Linked DNA regions of Mus musculus: region 1 is linked to region 2. Evidence: chromatin loops called from intact Hi-C (ENCODE). Cell type or tissue: gastrocnemius. All regions are shown on one strand.

Region 1 (2,500 bases), 48 kb after region 2:
CAAAAGCAGATACAAAGTAAAAATGTCAGACAGCAGAATGACTTCTCAGGGCCTGCATTCAGTAGTGCAGACAGATCAATCAAGCCATCAGTGACTTTTATAGGTAGCTGCATGCTTACTTTGAAAACAGGAAGCAACAGTCTCTATGTTGCATATATGAATTCCCAAAGAGAAGCTATCTAATATGCAGTACTGGCTGCTCTGTACTGATGGTACTCTTCCTAAGAAACAGATCTAAGTCTCCTAGTAAACTTTATCTTCCTAAACCTAAAAGGAGGAACTTACCCTTAGTTTATTTCATCCCACTAAATTTAGCATGTCTTTTTATTACTAAAACAGTAATATATTTTCCTTTCTTATACATAAAAAAAAATCTTGTATATACAGATGAAATTAACTGGCATTTTGAGTGTTCCACTGTTATCTACTTTGTGCTTTTGATGCTGTTTTCTGCTTGAGTGGCTGGTATAGGAGACTGAACTCAAGGCTTTATACATGCTAGACAAGTGTTCCACCACAAAGCTAAATTCCCCAAACCTGGATACATTATTCTGAAGAAGTCACACTAAGTTGCCATGCTGACCTTGAACTTGCTGTATGCCTACTTCAGCCCTCTAAGTTGCTGGGAGTGTGCTACTATGCTTGGCTTGTTTGCCCGCCCCCCTCAACTCCCCTCTTTAATTCATGTATATGAAGTGGGGGAATGGGCTAGAGAAATGGCTCACTGATTAAGAGCACTGGCTGCTCTAAGGACCTGGTCATTTCCCAGCACCTACAACATGAGTGGTTCACAGCCATCTCTAAGGCCCTCTTATGAGTCCCTCAAGGTACCAAGCAGGTAAGAGACTTACACATAAAACAAGAAAAATAAACATATCTTAAAAATATTTTTAAAATTGTATATGTATATATGTATGTGCATGTGAGTAAGAGTACTCTCAAAAGCCAGAAGAAAGCATCATATACCCTGGAGCTGGAATTAGAGGCAGTTGTGAGCCTTTCTACATGGGTACTGGAAAGTAAACTTAGACCCTATGGGAAAGCAGCAAGCTCCCTTAACTGCTTGAACTTAAGGTTAACTGGTTAACTTAAGCCCGCTTAAGTGGTTAAACTGATCCATCTCTGAACCTCTCTAATACTTCTTTTTAAAAGGAACGGTACCTACCCATATGTGACACCATAATTCCACAGGATATGGTTCAGTGTACATGTCTTGAGAACAAATAAGTAAACATGGTCTACTGGCCAATATATCTCAATAGGGCCATCATCACTGGACTTATTAGAAATACATGTAGACCTTAAAACCTAGTTAGCGTGACTCTCTTGTTGAAAAGCTACAACTCTGACTTGCTTTCAGCAATTATACTCTGTATAAGACACTAAAATATTCTCAAATAAGGTCTGAACAAGTATTTCTATAAAAATATTTTTTGAATTTAGTTACTGAATCAAAATATAACAGCCACGGAATTAGAGGACAGTTCACCACCAAAAGTAAACCCCTTATACATCGAGGTCAAAATTGCATTAGTATGAAGTGCAAACTTAAGGGTTCTTTGGAAAGTCAGTTAGAACAGGAGCTATTCCAAAGAATCTTTCTACACTGGTACACTTTCCCTTTATCTTTTTTTTTTAACCTAGTGGGTGACAGGCTCTAAGGGAGGTTAAAGCATTTAAAAATAGGTTTTGAAAAAACTTAAAGCTACATTAGTGTCCCCAAAAACTATAGCATGAACTAATAAACTATGTGCTTCTTTAAAGCTTAACACTAGCTCATTGGCACTTTGTTGGCTGAGAAGCCTATGAGAATATATGAATATGAAATAACTTGGTATTCACAAAAGCAGTAACTTTAAGAAAACAGTAAAGATTCACACAAAAAAAGGTTCTTTATAGTCATATCTCACAAAAATTTAATTGTATATTTTCACAGTAAAACAATCTTGGCTAACCACAACCAAGAAAGCTAAGTCCTGAACAAAGTGGCATCTCTTGCTGCACAGTGTAAATCCATTATTTTGCAGTTGGGAGTATATCACTGTCACCAAAACATCCTTGCTGACATTTGGTAAAATCTAGACACTGTTTTTTAAATCTCTCTTGCTATGATGAAGCCTATCTTTCAGGTGCATCCCAAGTTCAAGAAAACACTATATATATATATATATATATATATATATATATATATACATATATATATATATATTGTCCACCTGGTAAAAAAAAAACACTCTCTCTCTCTCTCTCTCTCTATATATATATATATATATATATGTGTGTGTGTGTGTGTGTGTGTGTGTGTGTGTGTGTATATACTGTCCACCTGGTAAGAAAACACTATCCACCTGGTAAGAAACGGGCTCCTTAAAAGAACTACCCACTGAGTAGCTAGGGAAAAGAGGCAAAATAACTGTGGTACTCAACCTCTGTGAGTACAGAAGAACCCAAAAGTGAGGCCATTAAGCTAGTGATATAGACTTACTAAGGTCTAAGGCTA
Region 2 (2,500 bases):
TATTCACATAGCTCTGAATAATTCTCTTGGTTCTTTGCATATATGAGCCAGAGGTTATGGTTCTTTACCACTTACTACTTCAGCTTTTGAGACAGGACCTTTCATGGAATCTGGAAGTCACACTGATGTGACTAGATTGGTGGGCCAGCAAAGCCCAGGGAGACCTTATGTCTCTACTTCCACACTACTGGGATTATAGGCATGCCCAGCTCTTTACATGAATATAGAGATCAAAACACTGGTCCATTTCCTTATCCCTCTCTTGCTTTAATTAACTGATTAATTAATTAATTTTTTTAAAATTTATTTATCTTTAAATGTCTGAGTGCTCTGTTTGCATGCACACCTAGATGCCAGAAGATGGCATCAGGTCTCTTTACAGAGCTACCATGTGGTTGCTGGGAATTGAACTCAGGATTTCTGGAAGAGTAGTCAGTGTTCTTAACTGCTAATTGATCTTACCAGCCCCCTTTCTTGCTTCTTAAAAATTTTTCCTTTATTCTTTCAGTGAGCATGAGACCAGTTCATCTGCCTAGTTATTCTCTGCGTTGATAGCTGAAAATATATTCTACATGCAGAATGTGTTACTTAGCATAGAAATAGGCATGACAAAGCAAGTACAATGGTTTGGGAGTCAAAATAGCTCAGTCTTTCATCTCAGTATACACTCAGTGGTACCTCTTCAGGCACAAATATATGACTTCCCACATCTAAGTGCTTCATCAGGGAAAGAAAAGATATAAGTAAGGCTGTGGAATCCTCTTTACTCTGCAATAAATTGGGTAAACTTTTCAAAACTAATCAGATGGTTAGCAGGCAATGAATATTGGTTCAGCATAAATAATCCTAGCTAGAAATCAATACCCAGAGTAGGCAAAAGCTAGCTTCAGGAGAAAGTCATGAACTCCCTTTCGGTAAGGTAGTCAGGAAGTAAATATATCTACATCAATGTGCTTGTGCAGGTGATTACTATGAAAGTCATGCTGTAACAGGCAAAAAGTCTCTTCAACCCACGTTATGGCAGAGGAGTCTAGCTAACCAAGAAGTGCAGGTGCTCTACACAGTGGCCATACTCTGGAGTCCGCGTCACACAACCCACACGGGGCGGAGGGCCTCACCCGGAGGGTCCCGACAGATGTAGCAGATGTACTGCTCCGGAATGCTGTCCTCCAGGAGCCCCATGCACACACTGTGCTGCCAGCATAGGCACTCTTCACACTGCAGAAAACAGAAGAGACCCATAGTGCTGGCAGAATCGGCACCCACAGACCAGACCAGGACAGGCAAGGCAAGGACTCACATTGTCACTTTTTAACTAGCTGGCCTGCCATCCTGTCCTGCTAATTCAAGTTCTATGTGCCACAAGAAAAAGTCATGTTTAAGATGAATTTCATCACTGAAATGTTCAACTATTTCAAGAACTTCTTTATATCAGATCTATTAAAATATGCTTTAATAAATTATAAAAACACTGAAACAAATCTGTAGAATGTCAATGCAAGGACACTTAAATAGTCATGTGGTAAAGCTCTAAATCCATAGCACCTTTATTTGAGAACACCACTGACAAAGAGAAATAGGTGGTTACTTTTTAAATCTTGTAATCAATATCTCCTAATTTTTCTACATATTGACACAACTGTGGGCTATGCTTCCTTGATTTCTTAGAGACACTTATAAGCAGAGGTTGCTAACCCTTGTAACAAAGTTCTCTTTCTTCTTTGAGAATTCTGGAAATTTGGGTTCGAATTCCACGCCCCAAAGGGTAAATATATATTGCTGAATTATTAACTGTCAGTAAAAAAACATGCTGTAGCCAACTCTACACTGTGGAGGAAGACCCACCTTCAGGGCCTTTGAACATTTCAACACGAAGGCCTCAATCTGTTAACAGATAACCTAAACTGACCAGTGATATTCACAAGCCAAGTGTCTACTTGACTCAACGCAGAGATTTCCTAGCCAGTACTGCTAGAATGGAAAGCAGGGCAATGTGTTAGACACTACCTTTTGAGGGATGGCTAATGAAAAAGAAAAGCTCTCTGGCCCATCTGCTAACACCCACAGTGATCCAGAACTGCAGGGCAGAGGTTGGTTAAGTACCTGGATCATGAAGCCATTCTCCTCATCCAGTTCACAGATACAGCGTACAATCTCATTAAGAGCATCGTCTTCATCCTGAGACTCCTCAAAATTAGTTGAATCAAAGTCTTGGTTGTACTCATCCCCACTCAGAAGCAGGCTCTCTGTGGAAGAGTCATCCAGGAATTCCACATCTGACAAATCTGGAACACATAAAAGTGCACACCATTTCGATTATGTCCTGTATCACAAAGCAGCTATTGGAAGGGAGTATAAGCATTTCAGCAGAGCAAACCCATGCAAACTGAGTACCTGCCTCTAGAACAAAAACAGAACAAAAAACAAACAAACAAAAACATTTAAATGTTTTGTAGTTTCCATACACTGATGAAAGTAATACTGAGTAGCCATCGTTTTT

What was found. Hi-C counts contacts between places; a loop is a spot of excess contacts. Peaks named below come from ENCODE experiments on the same cell type or tissue, not always from the same donor. Only the 100,000 strongest peaks of a DNase experiment are listed, where the experiment ranks them.
Region 1: a loop joins it to region 2, with 3.0 times the contacts of the local background. A loop is called at or near these places in 7 of 42 quality-filtered maps.

What each region holds. Positions count from the first base shown.
Region 1 is chr15:66,581,219-66,583,718 of GRCm38, reverse strand. The region is part of intron 2 of Phf20l1 (PHD finger protein 20-like 1); the gene reads right to left. Among named protein-coding and RNA genes, the nearest start is that of Phf20l1, 4.9 kb to the right of the region's middle. In gastrocnemius, no CTCF peak of the experiment used is centred here; no DNase peak of the experiment used is centred here.
Region 2 is chr15:66,629,585-66,632,084 of GRCm38, reverse strand. Phf20l1 (PHD finger protein 20-like 1) reads right to left here. Exons shown (of 21, transcript NM_001081409.1): 16 at 2,104-2,285; 17 at 1,119-1,218. Among named protein-coding and RNA genes, the nearest start is that of Tg, 40 kb to the left of the region's middle. In gastrocnemius, no CTCF peak of the experiment used is centred here; a DNase peak (open chromatin) is centred at 1,124.